3 separate regions of the Homo sapiens genome follow, and all the other regions are linked to region 1. Evidence: read pairs that join two places in POLR2A ChIA-PET (ENCODE). Cell type or tissue: Panc1. All regions are shown on one strand. Each heading gives the region's core, and the rest is flanking DNA. Links, peaks and the distances in the headings are about the cores only. Region 1 has its middle 100 kb from the start of ZNF217. Region 2 has its middle 100 kb from the start of BCAS1-AS1. Region 3 has its middle 4.5 kb from the start of BCAS1-AS1.

Evidence for each region. Peaks named below come from ENCODE experiments on the same cell type or tissue, not always from the same donor. Only the 100,000 strongest peaks of a DNase experiment are listed, where the experiment ranks them.
Region 2: POLR2A ChIA-PET joins it to region 1 with 8 read pairs; 4 of 35 experiments call an interaction of 5 or more read pairs at or near these places.
Region 3: POLR2A ChIA-PET joins it to region 1 with 9 read pairs; 6 of 35 experiments call an interaction of 5 or more read pairs at or near these places.

Annotation. Positions count from the first base shown.
Region 1 is chr20:53,691,565-53,698,330 of GRCh38, forward strand. No RefSeq gene overlaps it. Among named protein-coding and RNA genes, the nearest start is that of ZNF217, 100 kb to the left of the region's middle. RefSeq lists an enhancer at 1-253. In Panc1, for the core only: no CTCF peak of the experiment used is centred there; no DNase peak of the experiment used is centred there; H3K4me3 peaks cover 597 bases; H3K27ac peaks cover 2,260 bases.
Region 2 is chr20:53,809,841-53,816,606 of GRCh38, forward strand. No RefSeq gene overlaps it. Among named protein-coding and RNA genes, the nearest start is that of BCAS1-AS1, 100 kb to the right of the region's middle. In Panc1, for the core only: no CTCF peak of the experiment used is centred there; no DNase peak of the experiment used is centred there; H3K27ac peaks cover 2,500 bases.
Region 3 is chr20:53,907,973-53,914,089 of GRCh38, forward strand. No RefSeq gene overlaps it. Among named protein-coding and RNA genes, the nearest start is that of BCAS1-AS1, 4.5 kb to the right of the region's middle. In Panc1, for the core only: no CTCF peak of the experiment used is centred there; no DNase peak of the experiment used is centred there; H3K27ac peaks cover 2,500 bases.

The sequences.
Region 1 (6,766 bases), core at 2,336-4,835:
TTATCAACTGTAGGAGGTTAGATTGGAGGGGTGTCCGTAGGGAAGATGAAGCGGGTGAACAGTTTTGAGAGATTCTTGGGCAGCAAAATTGGCAGGACAGGTTGATGGTTTAGACAAGCAAGGCGAGGAGGAAGGAGGTATCACGGCTGACTCATAGTGTTTTTAACCAGGGAAGCAGGAAAAACTGGAAGAAGAGACGCTATTAAATTATGTAGGTAAGAGGTCCTGAAGATGCTGAGTCAATGACAGTAGGACTGGCAGGAGGACTCCAGGGCACTGCAGGGATATAATCAATAGGGTTTGGCAGCTGATCGGCCATTGGGAGAAGGCTTTATGGGACAGGGAAGGATCTAGAAGGACTTCAGCCCCAAGCAGGGGTTGCTGTTTTTGTCTTGAATATGTAGAGTGGGATTATGAAGCTGTGTCACATGAAATACCCTCAAATCTGTCCATTTATACATACATGAGCTGGTCTGTGAATGGTTGGAGGGAAGCAGCTCAAAAAGGGAAGAGTAGAGTTTTTCAGCCTCAACAAGGTATGATCATTAGAGTTAAAGGGAAAAAAGACTTTGTTAATGAACCCATCAGAGACACTTTGGAACCTACTGCAGCCATAGAAACTGACCTGGAGGCCGGGCGCGGTGGCTCACGCCTGTAATCCCAGTACTTTGGGAGGCTGAGATGGGTGGATCACCTGAGATCAGGAGTTCGAGACCAGCCTGGCCAACATGGTGAAACCCCATCTGTACTAAAAAATACAAAAATTAGCTGAGAGTGGTGGCAGGTGCCTGTAATCCCAGCCACTCGGAAGGCTGAGGCAGGAGAATCGCTTGAACCCAGGAGATGAAGGTTGCAGTGAGCCGAGATCACGCCACTGCACTCTTGCCTGGGCGACAGAGCAAGACTGTCTCAAAAACAAACAAAAAAACAAAGGCCCTTACCGTAGCCTCTGACTCTCTCATTATATTATTACCATTGGAGCACTTTTCATCCCTTTCAGGATTAACCTGTCTTAGCTGTATGTGTTACCTGGTTTATACCTGTGTCTCTCCTGCTCGAGTGTCACCTCTGTCAGGGCCATGTCCCCCCGCCCAGCCACCCGCCTCGTTCAATCCCATTTGCTGCTGTATGTCCAGCTGTGATGGCACTGCCTGACACTTAGTAGGTGCTTGAAACATGTTTTTTGAAGTGGATTGGCTTAAGCCACCCTGAATGCTAAACGCTAGTATTTGGGTGCACCATAGTGACCGTTCTCCTAGGGAAAGCTTTTCACACATTCAAATCTGTTGCTACAGGCAGCGTTCGTGCACACACAAACAGATCCAAGTAAGCGGTGGCTGCAACCCAGTCCTGAGTCAATGGGTTTGGCAGGACAGCAATTAGCCACACATTCTGAGGAAGTGGAGCATCAATCATCCAACTCCTTTTAAGGCATGAGTTAGCTGTATACTTTTGAAATTAGCTTTATGGAGGCATAAGAATGATATCATGGACTTTGGGGACTCAGGGGAAAGAGTGGGAGGGGGTTGAGGGATAAAAGACTACCCACTGGTTGTAGTGTACACGGCTCAAGGGATGTGGCCACCAAAATCTCAGAAATCACCACTAAAGAATTTTCTATGCAACAAAACACCACCCGTTCCCCAAAAACTAGTTAAAAAAATAAAAGATTGTTGGGATTAACAGAAAAAAATAAGATAAAATTATCGTTATTGAAATATAATTCTCATGCCGTATGACCCACTAATTTAAAGTGTACAAACGCAATGATTTTTAGCATGTTCAGAGTCGTGCGACCATCACTGCTATCTCACTCCGAACATTTTCCTCACCCCAAAAGGAAACCCCTTATTCATTAACACTCTCCTCCCATTTCCCCTCCAACCCTAGGAAACCACGAATCTACTTTCTGTTTCTTTCAATTTGCCTATTCTGCACATTGTGTATAAGTGAAATTATGCAGTTTGTGGCCCTTTGTGTCGGTCTTCATTCACTAAACATAATGTTTTCTTTTGTTGTTGTTTTGAGACAGAGTTTCGCTCTTGTTGCCCAGGCTGGAGTGCAATGGGGTGATCTCCGTTCACTGCAACCTCCGCCTCCTGGGTTCAAGCAATTCTCCTACCTCAGCCTCCCAGGTAGCTGGGATTACAGGCACCCGCCACCACATACGGCTAATTTTTTGTATTTAGTAGAGACTGGGTTTCACTGTGTTGGTCAAGCTGGTCTCGAACTCCTGACCTCAGGTGATCCACCTGCCTCGGCCTCCCAAAGTGCTAAGATTATTGGTGTGAGCCACCGCGCCTGGCCACGTAATGGTTTCAAAGTTCATCCATGTTGTAGCATGTATGAGTACTTTATTCCTTTTTATTGCTAAATAATTTTCCATTTTACATATTGATTCTTCTGTTGATGGACATTTGGGTTTTTTCCATTTCTTGGCTACTATGAATATATATATATATATATATATATTTTTTTTTTTTTTTTTTTTTTTTTTTTTTTGAGATGGAGTCTCACTCTGTTGCCCAGGCTGGAGTGCAGTGGCATGATCGTGGCTCACTGCAACCTCTACTGCCCAGGTTCAAGTGATTCTCCTGCCTCAGCCTCCCGAGTAGCTGGGATTACAGGCACCTGCCAGTGCGCTTGGCTAATTTTTGTAGTTTTTAGTAGAGATGGGGTTTCACCATCTTGGCAAACTCTTGACCTCGTGATCCACCTGCCTCAGCCTCCCAGTGTGCTGGGATTACAGGCGTGAGCCACCGTGCCCGGCCAAATTTGTTTTTTTTTGTTGTTTTTTTGTTTTTTTTGTTTTTGAGACGGAGTCTTGCACTGTTGCCCAGGCTGGAGTGCAGTGGCGCGATCTCTGCTTACTGCAAGCTCTGCCTCCTGGGTTCAGGCCATTCTCCTGCCTCAGCCTCCTGAGTAGCCAGGACTACAGGTATGCACCACCATGCCTGGCTAATTTTGTATTTTTGGTGGGACTGGGTTTTGCCATGTTGGCCAGGATGGTCTCCAACTATCGACCTCAGGTGATCCACCCACCTTGGCCTCCCAAAGTGCTGGGATTACAGGCACGAGCCACCGCGCCCAGCACTGTGCTAATATGTTTTAAACAACTTTCTAATACTTGCAGACCTTTCTTTGGAACCAAGAGAGCTGGTCTCTCCTTCATCAGGGCCTTCGGCAGGCAATGCTACCTGGCTAGAAGTTAGCTTTTTTTTTTTTTCTTTGGCATATTTTTCAGCGGTTACCTTCTGTTTATGGAAAATGATATTGATTTTTCATTTACAGAGGTGATACAGTTTCTTTTTTTGGCCTTGATTCATCACCTCTTAACAGTTTCATTTTACAAAACTAATTTAAAGTAGAAGCTGTCGGCCGGGCACGATGGCTCACGCCTGTAATCCCAGCACTTTGGGAGGCCGAGACAGGCGGATCACGAGGTCAGGAGATCGAGACCATCCTGGCTAACACGGTGAAACCCCGTATCTGCTAAAAATTCAAAAAAAAAAGTTAGCCGGGCATGCTCGTGAGCGCCTGTAGTCCCAGCTACTCGGGAGGCTGAGGCAGGAGAATGGCGTGAACCCGGGAGGCGGAGCTTGCAGTGAGCCGAGATCCTGCCACTGCACTCCAGCCTGGGCGACAGAGCGAGACTCTGGCTCAAAAAAAAAAAAAAAAAAAAAAAAGTCGAAGCTGTCTATTAAAAATAAATGATAGTAATAATCTAACGTGGTTCATGAGGAAATTTAAAAACAATAAGGCACCTGTAATTCCAGCACTTTAGGAGGCCGTGGAGGGTGGATCACTTGAGGTTAGGCGCTCAAGACCAGTCTGGCCAACATGGTGAAGCCCCATCTCAACTAAAAATACTAAAATTAGCAAGGTGTGGTGATGCACATCTGTAATCCCAGCTACTCAGGAGACTGAGGCAGAAGAATCACTTGAACCTGGATGTCAGATATTGCAGTGAGCTGAGCTCATACCACTGCACTCCAGCCTGGGCGACAGAGTGAGTGAGATTCCATCTCAAAAACAAAGAAACAAACAAACAAAACACACACAAAAAAAAAACCACACAAAAAAATAAGGCTCTTAGCAAAATAATAGCTAAGTGTTTTTATTTTATTTTATTTTAAAATTGTACCAAAACCATAGATGAAACTAAGTGTTTTTTTATATCTTCATTAAGTGACAATCAGTTTGTTTGTTTTGGTTTTTTTTTTTTTTAATTATTTAGGGATGGGAGTCTTCCCTTGTTGTCCAGACTGGTTTCAAACTCCTGGCCTCAAATGATCCTCACACCTCAGCCTCCCAAAGTGCTGAGATTACAGGCGTGGGCCACCACTCCCAGGCACCAATCACAGTTCTAAGAATTTTACATAGATCAACTTTGTTGAGTCCTCACCATTCTCATCCCACAGATGAGGAAACTGAGTCGCAGAGAGGCTAAATGCATTGTTCAGGGTCACATAGCTGGTTGTGAAGGTGGTGTGTGAATGGCAGGTTTGGAAAGGCCAGGTGTAGGGGCTACATTGTGGAATGCCCCCGGCTCATGATGACTACTTAACTTCCCTCTCCCCTCCTCTTTGCATGCAGTGGGCCCCCAGCTTCTGGCTTGTACTAAACACTCTGCTCTCCCAACTGTTATGGAATGAAACGGGAGCAAGACTTGATGCATACTGGGTAAATCTAACCCTGCCCTGAAAATTTGGAATAATTACTGAAGAAGATGTCATCTGCACAGTAGCACTGAAGTAAATCCAATTACTCAGGGGAGCCCTGGACGCCGTCATTTTCCTCAGATGCAGTCAATCTGCAGGAGAGAGAAGAACGAATACATGCAGAGAGAGGCAAAGTGGAGAGATGGGGTCTTCCTGAGCCCCAGTGTTTCCACTTCTTAGACCTGGTCCTTTCTCATCCACGTCAGGCTGCACCCCTCAACTTGTCTTTTGGTAACTGCCCCCATTCAACCTAAGCTAGCTGGGGTTGGTTTTTGCTTTACTTAATAAAAACATTTCTTTCTTTCTTTCTTTTTTTTTTTTTTTTTGAGACCGAGTCTCGCTCTGTCGCCCAGACTGGAGTGCAGTGGCACGATCTCGGCTCACTGCAACCTCCGCCTCCTGGGTTCAGGCCATTCTCCTGCCTCAGCCTCCCGAGTAGCTGGGACTACAGGCGCCTGCAACCACGCACGGCTAATTTTTTGTATTTTTAGTAGAGACGGGGTTTCACCATGTTGGTCAGGATGGTCTCGATCTCATGACCTTGTGATCTGCCCGCCTCGGCCTCCCAAAGTGCTGGGATTACAGGCGTGAGCCACCGCGCCCACCTAAAACATTTCAAAATAAGATACGCAAGCTCTATGTGGAAGCGAAAGGGGGAAGCAGGGAATTCAAGATCTACAAAAGGAGTTTTAGGAAGTGAAATGGGTATTCTCAAGAGTGGGTTGGCTGGGTGCAGTGGCTCATGCCTGTAATCTCAGCACTTTGGGAGGCCGAGGCTTGGGAATCGCTTGAGCCCAGGAGTTCGAGACCAGCCTGGGCAACTTAGCAAGACCTTATCTCTACAAATAATAAAAAAAATTAGCTGGGCGTGGTGGTGCACGCCTGTGGTCCCAACTACTTGGGGGGGCTGAGGTGGGAGGATTGCTTGAGCCCAGGAGGTTGAGGCTGCAGTGAGCTGAGATCGCACCACTGCCTTTCAGCCTGGGCGACAGAGCAAGATCTTGTCTTAGACAAAAAAAAAAAAAAGGAGGCCGGGTGCGGTGGCTTACGCCTGTAATCCCAGCACTTTGGGAGGCCCAGGCGGGCGGATCACTTGAGGTCGGGAGTTTGAGACCAGCCTGACAAACATGGAGAAACCTGTCTCTACTAAAAATACAAAAAGTTAGCCGGGTGTGGTGGCAGGCACCTGTAATCCCAGCTACTTGGGAGGCTGAGGCAGGAGAATCGCTTGAAACCAGGAGGCGGAGGTTGCAGTGAGCTGAGATCGTGCCATTGCACTCCAGCCTGGGTGACAAGACCAAAACTCCGTCTCAAAAGAAAGAAAAAAGAAAAGAAAAGAAAGAAAAAAGAAAGAGAGAGAGAGAGGGAGGAAAGGAAAGGAAAATAAAGGAAAAGAGGGGAGGGAAGGAAAGGAAAGGGAGAGGAGGGAGGGAAGGAGGGAAAGAAGGAAGGGAGGGAAAGAAAGAAAGGAAAGAAATAGGCCGGGCACGGTGGATCACACCTGTAGTCCCAGCACTTTGGGAGGCCAAGGCGGCGGATCACAAGGTCAGGAGTTCAAGACCAGCCTGGCCAGCATGGTGAAACCCCCGTCTCTACTAAAAATACAAAAAATTAGCCGGGCATGGTGGTGTGTGCCTGTAATCTCAGCTACTCGGGAGGCTGAGGCAAGAGAATTGCTTGAACCCAGGAGGCAGAGGTTGCAGTAAGCCGAGATCAGCCACTGCACTCCAGCCTTAGGGATAGAGCGAGACTCCATCTCAAAAAAAAAAAAAAAAGGGAAAGAAGTTAGGAAGTTGATACTATTTCAGACTGTAGAGTCTGGTTATTTTCCCAGGTCAGGCTGGCTGAGCAGAGTGAACTTGTCTCTCCAGGGGTCCCACTTTAGCATCATTTCACATGTACTAGGGCTTGCGGCGTGGGCTATCTAGAGCCAAATAGAGATCTAGAGCCAAAGAGAGTGCATTTTCTGTCAAACTCATAAGAAAGAGGAATGGTCAGCATCTGAAAGTTCCTTTTTTTTTTTTTTTTGAGACGGAGTCTCGCTC
Region 2 (6,766 bases), core at 1,999-4,498, 120 kb after region 1:
CCTATCAAATGTAGACAGAAATGTTCTACACACAAGCAAGCTATATGTATAGATGTAGTCTTTGTTCTGCTAATGTTTAGTCTCTCTAAATAATAAAAAATAAGTCAAAAACTAAGTACAATGTGTTTTATATAGATATAGTCACCCATAAATGTCTGTTCAATTTACTTCGCACAATGAGATTATACAATACATATGCTTTTGTGACTTGCCCTTTGTTGCTAAATAATATATCCTATCTGTCTTTAATGCCTACATATTAGTGCTAACTCATTCTTTTTTATAAGGCTGTGTAATATTCAACAGGAAGAACGTGTCATAATTTATTTAACTAGTCTTCCATTATGAAGCATTTAGATTGCAAACAGATTTATGCCATAAAAAGAATACATAATCCCAGCACTTTGGGAGGCTGAGGTTAGTGGATTGCTTGAGCCCAGGAGTTTGAAACCAGCCTGGGCAACATGGTGAAACCCTGTCTCTACAAAAATACACATACAAAAAAAAAATTAGTTGGGCATGGTGGGGTGCGCCTATAGTCTTAGCTACTAGGGAGGCTGAGGTGGAAGGAGCTTAGAAGATCAAGGTTGCAGTAAGCTCAGATCGTGCCACTGCACTTCAGTCTGGGAAACAGAGTGAGACCCTGTCTCAAAAAAAAAAAAAAAAAAAAAGTGCATGAAGCCACACAAATAAGTTCCTGGTGCTTGTGAAGGAGATGAGGGTGGGAGGCAGCTTCCAAATAGTTAGGTGTGGTCCAAGAAGCAGGGGTAGAGAGATCCACTATAAAGCTGCGTGTTAACCCTTTAGTTAGTTGCTGGATCCTAGGAAGCCCTAGATGATTCCAGGGAGAGGCATTGAAGGGCAGCTCTTGACCAACCAGTATGGAAACCGTCCTATATTTTAACTACCAGTGTGGTCTTCCTGGTCACAGCTCTTGATGTTGGCTATATTTGCTATATTTGAGTATATTCACAGGTTTCCAACCCTAGAATTCTTGGGTCAAATGGTATAAACTCTTTTAGTCTTAATGAGTCTGTTATCAAACTTTCTCTTGGAGTCTTTTTTTTCATAAAAATAAAACAGTAATAGTAATAGATGGCATTTATGAGAGCAAAGCAACATACTAAAGGCTTTTTATACTTGATGTCCTGCAATTTTCCCAAGAGGGCTATGCCACAGGCACTTTTATCCCCCTCATTTTACAGATGGGGAATCTGAGACTCAGAGGCTAATGACCTGCCAAGTTTCACACAGCAAATCAGAGGAGGTGCTGCGATTCCAATTCATTTCCATAAGGCCCTGAAACCACCATCCTACTGGCTTTCTAAATCTTATTGAGCTGGGACGGTGGCTCATGCCTATAATCCCAGCACTTTGGGAGGCTGAGGAGCCTGGATCACCTGAGGGCAGGAGTTTGAGACCAGCCTGGCCAACATGGCGAAACTCCGTCTCTATTAAAAACACAAAAAATTAGCTGGGCGTGGTGGCAGGTGCCTGTAATCCCAGGTTAACAGGAGGCTGAGGCAGGAAAATTGCTTGAACCCGGGAGGCAGAGGTTGCAGTGAGCCAAGATCACACCATTGTACTCCAGCCTGGGTGACAGAGAGAGACTCTGTCTCAAAAAAAAAAAAAAAAATCTTATTGGAACGTGAAGATCAGGAAGGAGGCCCACAGTCTTTCCACTGCAGGGTCCATGAGCACACCTGCTTACATGTGCAAAGACACACTTAGATGGAGATGGAGAGAAGAAGCTAGGATGAAAACTAAAGATGGCAAAAAGAGAAATTAATATCAGGTCACTGTCAACAGAAATTTGTGTCACAGTGAATGGCACTTCTAACAATTGGCTACACAACCTAGGCCTTTTCAGGCCTCAGATTTCTCATCAGTAAAATGGGAATGATTATCCAATCCAGTAGAACTGTTGAGCAGAATTGAGTTAATCCATATGAAATGCCTGAGGCCTGGTAGGACAATTCACAGTTACTGTTAAGGTATCTGCAATGAGAAGAACATCTTAAACTCTTGACAGCATAGTTCTATAATATATAACCAAGGAGGAGGATTGCCCTTTAAAGGTCTGTCATTCCCCTCAACAATCCAGCAACAGTCCTGCTCCAACCACATTAAAACTAGTCCAAAAAATTTCCCCAATCCTGTGAATAATTATTTACCATTAGAAAAATCAGAGATCCTGACTGGGCGCGATGGCTCATGCCTGTAATCCCAGCACTTTGGGAGGCCGAGGCGGGTGGATCATGAAGTCAGGAATTCAAGACCAGCCTGGCCAAGATGGTGAAACCCCGTCTCTACTAAAAATACAAAAAATTAGCAGGGTGTGGTGGCACGCACCTGTAATCCCAGCTACTCGGGAGGCTAAGGCAGAAAATTGCTTGAACCCAGGAGGCGGAGGTTGCAGAGAGCTGAGATCATGCCACTGCACTCCAGCCTGGGAGGCAGAGTAAGATCTGTCTCAAAAAAAAAAAAAAAAATCAGAGGTTGAGAGCAGTGGCTCACAACTGTAAACCCAGCACTTTGGGAGGCTGAGGTGGGCAGATCACTTGAGGCCAGAAGTTCGAGACTAGCCTGGCCAACACGGGGAAATCTCCATCGCTACCAAAAAATACAAAATATTAGCCAGGCATGGTGGCGCACACCTGTAGTCCCAGCTATTTGGGATGCTGAGGCAGGAGAATAGCTTGATCCCAGGAAGCAGAGGTTGCAGTGAGCCGAGATCATGCCACTGCACTCCAGCCTGGGTGACAGAGTGAGACTCTGTCTCAAAAAAAAAAAGAAAAAGAAAAAGAAAAACAAATCAGAAACATATGGTTAAATTAAAAAAGACAAAGATGAAAATTAACTGTAATGCAATCTACGGTACTGTTAACATTTTGACATTTATGTTGATATACATTTGTATTTATATACTTTTAAAAGTCCCAAATGTTCTGTCTTATTGCACATTCTGCTGGGGGGCTGTTTTTTCTCTCCTTCCAGGCCATTCTCCACTGTCTGACCATCTCATGCCTTGGAATCCGGCTTTTGGGTTTTGGGCAGCTCCCACAGCCCTCACTCTCTTTAACTGAAACACAAGGTCCACACGTTTTGAAAGGTTTTCTTTTTTTTTTTTTTTGAGATGGAGTCTCGCTCTGTTGCCCAGGCTGGAGTGCAGTGGCGAGATCTCTGCTCACTGCAAGCTCCGCCCCCTGGGTTCATGCCATTCTCCTGCCTCAGCCTCCCGAGTACCTGGGACTACAGGCACGCACTACCACGCCTGGCTAATGTTTTTGTATTTTTAGTAGAGACGGGGTTTCACAGTGTTCGCCAGGATGGTCTCGATCTCCTGACCTCGTGATCCACCCGCCTCAGCCTCCCAAAGTGCTGGGATTACGGGCGTGAGCCACCGCGCCAGGCCTAAAGGTTTTCCTTTCTGGCCTTCTTCTCTCACCATTTTCTCTCTGCTTGTCAGGTCTTTGAACAGCCTAACCTGCTTTCCTTGCTGAATCCTGGTAGGTACCGTGGGAATCTAGCTTCTTTACTCTGGGGGTCCTGGGGCCCCCCTTTCTGGGCAGCTGTCTCTGTACCCCCATCCCCTGTCATCACCTGATCACACTTCATTGTACTGATTGGATAACACCTGCTATGGATTGAATGTGTCCCCCAAAGTTCGTATGTTGGAAACTTAATCCCCGGTGCAACAGCATTGAGAGGCAGGGCCTAAACAAGAAGATTAGGTCAAATGAGGGCTCTGCCCTCATGAACGGATTAATGGTGTAATTGTGGGAGTGGGTTAGTTATCAAATGAGTTTGGCCGCTCTTGCTGGCTCATACTTTTTTGCCTTTTTGGCTTCCACTATGAGATGACACAGCAAGAGGGCTCTTGCCAGAGCCTTAAATCTTGGCTCCAGAGCCAAGAGCCAAACAAATTTCTTTTCTTTATCAATTACCTCCTCTGTTGTATTTGTTATAGCAACACAAAACGAACTAAGACATAATCTGTCAGTCTCCACCACTGGTCTGTGAACTACATGAAGGCAGCTGGCCATGTTATGATGAGCCAAAATATATCCTCAATGTCTAGCATAAGTGCGTGGCATGATGTGCTCAATACGCACTCACTGAATTAATGAGCAAATCTGTGTGATTTTTACTTACTATAGAACCTGAGCATGGGACGTATGTGTCTTTACATTCCATGAGACAGGTTAGGGTGGGAGAGTAAAGGATTGACCTGGGAACATGCTTCTTCACTGGGATACCTTAGAACCTAGATCATGGGCTTTGCTGTCTCTCAAGAATCATGCAAATGACAAACATCACTGTGACTCCCAGTATTGTGGGTGCTGGCTGGAGTTCATTCCAGCAAAGAGCTAGAGAAACAGGAATAATATTACTCATTACTATTGTGCTTAGACTTTCTATACGATACCCAGATTCTACAAGTATTGCACCCAGTTGCTGGTGCACAGAAACCAGAGTTTCAACCACATTGCTTTGCACAGACATTTCTTCTGCAGTTCTCATTACCACTTTTACTTAAAAGGCATGCAGGCTGGGTGTGGTGGCTCATGCCTGTAATCCTAGCATTTTGGGAGGCTGAGGCAGGTGGATCACGAGGTCAGGAGATCGAGACCATCCTGGCTAACACGGTGAAACCCCGTCTCTTCCAAAAAAAAAAAATACAAAAAAATTACCCGGGCTTGGTGGCGGGCGCCTGTAGTCCCAAGTACTCGGGAGGCTGAGGCAGGAGAATGGCGTGAACACGGGAGGCGGAGCTTGCAGTGAACCGAGATCGAGCCACTGCACTCCAGCCTGGGCAACAGAGCAAGACTCTGTCTAAAAACAAAACAAAACAAAAAAAGACTTGCAAACAGATGTCTTGTTTAGTTTTGCAAATATTTGATGTGCAGTGGGATACTGAAATTAACATCAATAGAGTCAATAGGCAGAGAACATTAAGAAAGTGTTTGTAGATGTGCAGGAAGGTTTACGCATGCATGCATGCGATTTCATGGGTGAGAAAAAGCAGAGCCATCTGAAGTGGTTGAGAATGTGTTTTCCTCCACAAAAGAGGTGTGATCTGAGAGAACAAAATAGAAACCCCTATATTGACTAAGATGAACGCAAAGATTAAGGAAACAAAGTTACCTATGAGTGGAGGGCTCAGGGCCTGGCTGGCATGGCACGTTTCTAAAATCCTATGGCTGCAAGAAAAACCACAACTGCTAAAGTTCCTAACAATAGGCATTACCAGATCTCTCCTAACTTTGATTTATAACCCAGATGACTACAGCTCTGATTGAACAAAGACCTCAACAAAATTCTTTTCTGATAAGTTGCTGCAGATTTTTAACCAGTTTCAGTCAGCTTGTAGAGGCTGTGCACAAACTGTCATGTCCTTTAGTTTACCTTTTGATGTAAAGAACCAAATTCCACCCGATTTTAGTGCTAAAACATAGGATGTGTGTTACATACATTTGATGGCTGATTGCTGTAGCTAGGACTTCCAGTACTATGTTGAGTAACAGTGGTGAAAGTGGACATCCTGGTCATGATCCAGATCTTAGAGGAAAGGCTTTCCATTTTTCCCCACTCCGTATAATACTAACTGTGGGTCTGTCATATATGGCTTTTATTATGTTGACTTATGTTCCTTCTATCCCCCTTTTTTTTGAGGCTTTTTTTTTTTTAATCATGAAGGGTTGTTGAATTTTGTCAAATACTTTTTCAGCATCAATTAAAATGATCATATAATTTTTGTCCTTCATTCTGTTGATGTGATTTGTCACATTGATTTGTGTATGTTGAGCCATCTTGCATTCCAGGGATAAATTCCACTTGGTCATGATGAATTATCTTTTTAATATTTTGTTGAATTTGGTTCACTAGTATTTTGTTGAGAATTTTGGCATCAATATTCATCAGAGATAGTGACCTGTAGTTTCCTTTTTTCTGGTATGTCTTTGGTTTTGGTTTCAGGGTAATACTGGCCTCATAGAATGAGATTGGAAGGATTCCTTCCTTTTTTATTTTTTGGAATAGCTTGAGTAGGATTGGCATTAGTTCTTTAACTGTTTTGTCAAATTCAGCAGTAAAGCCATTGGGTCCTGGGCTTTTCTTTACTGGGAGTAAATTTTTTATTATTTTTTATTATGACTTTGATCTCATTGCTTGTTATTGGTCTGTTCAGGTTTTGGTTTTGCTCGTAGTTCAATCTTGGTAGGTTGTATGTGTCTAGGAATTTGTCCATTTCTTCTACATTTTTCAACTTATTGGCACATAGTTGCTCACAGTAGCCACTAATGATCCTTTGAATTTCGGCAGCATCAGTTGTAATGTTGCTTTTTGCGTCTAATTTTGCTTATTTGGATCTTCTCTTTTTCTTAATCTGGCTAGAGGTTTGTCAATTTTGTTAGCTTTTCAAAGAGTCAATTTTTTTATGTCATTCATCTTTTGTATTGTTTTCAACACTTCAATTTTATTTATTTCTGCTCTGATCTTTATTATTTCTTTTTTTCTACTAATTTTGGGTTTGATTGCTCTTGCTTTTCTAGTTCTTTAAGATGCATCATTAGGTTTTTTGTTTGTTGTTTGTTTTTGAGATGGAGTCTCGCTCTGTCGCCTAGGCTGAAGTGCAGTGGTACGATCTTGGCTCACTGCAACCTTCACCTCCCAGGTTCAAGCAATTCTCCTGACTTAGCCTCTTGAGTAGCTGAGATTACAGGCTCCTGCCACAACGCCCGGCTAATTTTTGTATTTTTAGTAG
Region 3 (6,117 bases), core at 1,609-4,108, 220 kb after region 1:
CCCAGTGCTGTGCAGACCTCACCCCAGATCAACTGAATCAGAACTGAACGTGGGCCACAGATGGGAGAGTTTAGAAGCTCTGCAAGAACTTCTGATGTCCTGCCGAGGTACAGAACCATCAGCTGAAAAGTGTGATTCTGAAGCTTCAGTGATCCCCAAATATTCCTTGCCCTCTGGTCAGGTGCTCCCTTTAATAGCTAACATAGATTGAGTACTTACATGTGTACCAGGCCACATGTTGTGGGCATCCATAGATTTTTGTATTCACACATTTATTTCCCTTCTTTGTGTAAAATCTCCCTAATTTTCCTTTGGCTAACTACCACACCCACTTTCAGCTCGTGGTTTTTAGGGTGCTGACTGTGCACTCTGACTTCAAGGATGAACATTGATTCCCAGCTTGGCAAACTGATTGGTTCATAAATGATCTAAGTGGTCAAGTGAGACTTGAGCCCAGGACTTTCACTGAAATTATTGGGCAAGAGGCTGGACGTAGCAGCTCACACCTGGGATCCCAGCACTTTGGGAGGCAAAGGCGGGCAGATCACTTGAGTTCGAGACCAGCCTAGGCAACATAACAAAACCGTTTCCCTGCAAAAAAAAAAAAAACCAAAAAACAAAAAACAAAACACAAAAATTGGCCAGGCGCAGTGGCTCACTCCTGTAATCCCAGCACTTTGGGAGGCTGAGGTGGGCGGATCTCCTGAGGTCAGGAGTTTGAGACCAGCCTGGCCAACATGGCGAAACCCCGTCTCTACTAAAAATAGAAAAATTAGCTGGGCCTAGTGGTGGGCGCCTGTAATCCCAGCTACTTGGAAGGCTGAGACAGGAGAATCGCTTGAACCCGGGAGGCGGAGATTGCATTGAACCGAGATCATGCCACTGCACTCCAGCCTGGGCGACAGAGCGAGACTCTGCCTCAAAAACAAACAAACAAAAAACCACAAAAAATATGCTGGGCATGGTGGCGTGCACCTGTAGTTCCAGCTACTTGGTTGGCTGAGGATTGTTGGAGCTCAGGAGGTCTAGGTTGCAGTAAGCCGTGATCATGCCACTGCACTCCAGCCTGAGCAAGAGAAAAAAAAAGAAAGAAAGAAAGAAAGAAAGAAAAAAATAAATTATTGGCCAACAGATGTTTTTATCTTCTCTTGGACTTAACATGGAGAAAAGGGAACCATGAAGTAATCAGAGTTTACTACAGAGAGGGGCCAAGCCAAGAATGAAACCAACATAGAAGAAAGCAGAAAGAAAGAAAAAAAAGAACAGGGTGGATACGGTTTGAGCCCCCTGGATTTAGCCACGCCTGAAGCTATCAACTCCTGGATCATTAAGTTATATGAGTCAATAAATTCCTATTTTGCTTAAGTCAGTTTGAGTTGAGGTTTCTGCTATTGCAACTGAAAGGCTCCTGGTTAAAACACATTTAAAACTTTTAAAAATTTTACAGAAGTCCAGGAAGTAGTTATTGTTAGTATCCTTGTTTTATAGATGCTTTATAGACACTGAGGCTTAGGGAGTTAACAGCTTCAGATGATTCCTGTGTATACTTAAATATGAGAATCACTGATAAAGGTACTTGATCTAGCTGCTTCTTAAGGGTGATAACACTTTTTTTCTCTTCTTTCCTTTTCTTTCTTTCTTTTTTTTTTGAGATGGAGTCTTGCTCCGTCGCCCAGGCTGGAATGCAGTGGTGTGATCTTGGCTCACTGCAACCTCCGCCTCCTAGGTTCAAGTGATCCTCCTGCCTCAGCCACCTGAGTAGTTGGGATTACAGGTTACTCAGGTGGCTGCCACCATGCCCAGCTGATTTTTGTATTTTTAGTAGATGCAGGGTTTTGCCATGTTGACCAGGATGGTCTCGAACTCCTGACCTCAAGTTATCTGCCCAGCTTGGCCTCCCAAAGTGCTGGGATTACAGGCGTGAGCCACTATGCCCTGCCTCTCTTCTTTCTTCTTTTCTTTTCTTTCTTTTTTTTTTTTTTGAGACGGAGTCTCGCTCTTGTCACCCAGGCTGGAGTGCAGTGGTACGATCTCAGCTCACTGCAACCTCCACCTCCTGGGTTCAAGCAATTCTCCTGCCTCAGCCTCCTGAGCAGCTGGTATTACAGGCGCCCGCCACCATGCCTGGCTAATTTTTGATGTTTTGGTAGAGATGGGGTTTCACCATGTTGGCCAGGCCTGTCTTGAACTCCTCACCTCAAGTGATCCACCCACCTTGGCCTCCCAAAGTGCTGGGGTTACAGGCGTGCGCCACCATGCCCGGCCTCTTTTTGCTTTTAAAAATAAGTCTGGAGTCTAACATAGTCTAAGCAAAGAAGGTTTAAAATCCCCACCCAGACCTAACTGACTAGGGCCATGGAGCATGGGGTGAAATCATGAGGTGCTTGGGTTGGAACCGTGTGGATTGCAGCGTGGCTGCAGTGGTGCCTGCCACTTCCTAGGTGTGTGGCCATGAGCACACTGTGAAGACCCTCTGCCACAGGGCTTCCAGGAGCACCGCCTGCAGCGGGCTTCCCACACCTTCACTGAGATGAACCATCGAAAGCCCTGCCTTGGCACTCAAACCTCCAATTTCAAGATTGGGAAAGACAAGTGTATTTCTGCATGTTGAATTTTCTTTCTTTTTGTTTCCTCTTTTGGTGGCTTTATGAGGAAGATGGAGGTGGCAATTGCCAAGTGGAGAATAAGAAGAAGTGGAAAAAAATGAAAATAAGAAAGATAATAGGTGGAAGAGAGTCAGGCAGAGTGAAGGAATCAAAGAGCGGCACAGGACCCTGAGATCCGCCTAGCATCCATTAACAAGTATTCACGGAGCACCGATGTGTCAGGAACTGTCCTCCGCCCTGGGACCATGCTGGGACATGGACCGAGAATAGTCACATGTCTGTGGAGCTAGTGAGGGAGAGAGATGCCAAATAATTATGGAAAAGGTATATCTGCCAAGTAGAGGTAAGTGCCGGGGAGAAAAATAAAACAGGGAGAGTAATGGATGCGTGGGGGATGGGAGGGCACAGCCTTGTAAGGGGTGGGGAGTGAGCCACCAGAAAGGAGGGTATATTAGTCCGTTTTCACGCTGCTGATAAAAACATACCCGAGACTGGGAAGCAAAAAAGGTTTAATTGGACTTACAGTTCCACGTGGCTGGGGAGGCCTCAGAATCATGGCAGGGGGCAAAAGGCACTTCCTACATGGTGGCGGCAAGAGAAAAATGACGAGGAAGCAAAAGCAGAGACCCCTGATAAAAGTATCAGATCTCATGAGACTTATTCACTATCACAAGAATAGCAAGGGAAAGACCGGCTCTCATGATTCAATTACCTCCCCCTGGGTCCCCCCACAACACATGGGAATTCTGGAAGATACAATTCAAGTTGAGATTTGGTGGGGACACAGCCAAATCGTATCAGAGGGAAAAGCCACAAGGTGGGAACATGCTTGGCCAGAAGCTATTGTGGCTGGGGTGAAGAAAACAAGGACGGAGAGGAGTGACAGAGGCCATCAGGCCAGGGCGTGAGTGAGGATCCCAGAAAGATAGAGATATGTCAGCGGGTACAAGTCTGGGGGCACTGGAGCGATGCAGGCCTTCACAAATTCCGAAGTGGTAGTGGCCCTTGCAGGTGGCCTTTGTAGGGAGGGCCTTCAACTCCAGCACACATCCCTGCCCTGGGCTAGCCATCCTTGCTTCAGCTTTGACCAGGGTCCATATCAGCAAGATCATTGTGACCCTGTTAAAGAATCCAGGTTTTGTTGGAAGGATCATGGGGAGTCCCAAGCAGCATGAGACAATGCGCTTTACATTTTAAAAATGACACTGATGCTTCTCGGAGAACAGATTGCAGGGATGAGGGCAAGTGGGCAGCAGAGAATGTGACCAGTCATCTGGATTTACCAGAGATGGAGGGGTTTCCTGGGACATGGGACTTCCAGGGACAAAACCAGGCACTGGAATGAGCTGATGACCAGAAAGCAGAGAGACCAGAGAGGAGGCTATAGTAGTCTTTGACCAAGAGGTGTGAGTAGCTTAGATTAGGGTAAGAGCAGGGCTGTGATGACAAGCGGTTGGATTTGAGAGGTATTTTGAAGGAGTGGTAAGAGGAGCTATTGCTTTAAGAAGCAGGCAAGGCAAATCTCAGCTCCAGGTGGCAGGAAAGCCTTTCAGAAGGAGAGCTCTCACCCTGGGCCTGCAGGCCAGTTGGCTGTGGGACATCAAGTCATTCATCTCCCCAGGTTCCAGCTCTTTCCTCGGTTGGGGAGGGTGTGGGGGTAATGATGCCAACCTCGCAGTGTTGCCACAGGATTCAGTCACACATCCTGGGATGCCCCTTTGCAGCAGGTGCTGGCTGATATTATTTCTTAGGAGCCTGCACAAAAATTTAAGAAGGCATTTAGGAAGTTGGTGGAGCAGGAGATATGGATGTTTATAAAATGAGAGCTGTCTCTCCTTTGGCCAGTGCTGGATCCTCTCTGCTGTTTGTATCTACATGTGAGAGGGAGGTTTGGGGATCTTATGTGCAAGACTGCTTTCTGTGCTCTCTGTCTCTTATCTCCTGTCCCCAGCTGAGGTAGGAGCCGTCACTCCATCATCCTTGCCCCCGTCGAATGGTGCTTGTCTTCTGCCCCAGCCCTTGCCCTCCTGGCCTGCTGTGTAGTTAGTTCCTGGCATGGAATGGAATCTAAGAATGAAAGACAGGTCGAGCCCTTACAGTTTGCAAGGCCATCTGAGAGGTCTTCGTGTACCTTGATGATGACGGGGTCCTCTCCACAGCCCCAAGTGAAGTTCAAAGGAAAAAGATAATAACGCGGCCGGGCGCAGTGGCTCATGCCCGTAATCCCAGCACTTTGGGAGGCCGAGGCGGGCGGATCACAAGGTCAGGAGATCAAGACCATCCTGGCTAACATGGTGAAACCCCGTCTCTACTAAAAATACAAAAATTAGCCAGTCGTGGTGGTGGGCGCCTGTAGTCCCAGCTACTTGAGAGGCTGAGGCAGGAGGATGGCATGAACCTGGGAGACAGAGCTTGCAGTGAGCTGAGATCGCGCCACTGCACACCAGCCTGGGCGACAGAGCGAGACTCTGTCTCAAAAAAAAAAAAAAATATATATACACACACACACACACACACACACACACATATTCATATATATACGTATATATGTATACATGTATATACGTATATATGTATATATACATATATGTATATATATCCATGTGTGTGTATATATATCCATGTGTATATATGTATACGTATATATACACGTATATATGTACGTATACATGTATATATATACACATATACAGATACATGTATATATACATATATATAAAATAAAGCATAAGATATAATTATATTTTTGGAAATGACACATAACTCTATGTATTATGATGGTTTTCTTTTGAGGTTTCCTCTTTGGTTCTTGAGGAGTCAAATCCCTTCTTTGCTATGCCGTAGTTGCATGTTGAGAGGTCCTGTGCCAGGTGCTCAGGTGCCTGTCATTTCATCAGCTACACACCCTGGAAGCAGGCCTGACTCAATGGTCCCTGCTTTCCCCATGAAGCAGCAGTGACTCAGAGAGATGACACATTTGCCCACGGTCATTCAGTTTCTCAGCTAAATGAAGCTTCATTTAGCTTCATTTCTCCTTCTCTTAATCTCCAGGTATCTATTTATCTATCCATCCATCCATCCATCTTCCTATCCATCTATTCTCTATTGATGTATGTATATATATATATGTATTATGTATCTATGTGTCTATTACCTGTTTATGTTTCTATTACTTATCTATATCTACCCATTTATATGTATGTATGTATCTATCTACCATCTATCTATCCATCCTCTACCTATTTTCCATCTATCTATCATCTATGTATGTATTATGTACCTATGTGTCTGTCATCTATGTATCTATTACCTATCTATCTTTTTAAAAATTTATTTAATAGAGACGGGGTCCCGTTATGTTGCCCAGGCTGGTCTTGAACTCTGGACTCAAGTGATCCTCCTGCCTCGGCCCCCCAAAGTGCTGGGATTACAGGCATGAGCCACCATGCCTGGCTGTACCTATCTATCTTTATCTACTCATCTATATATATTGTATGTATCTATCATCTAT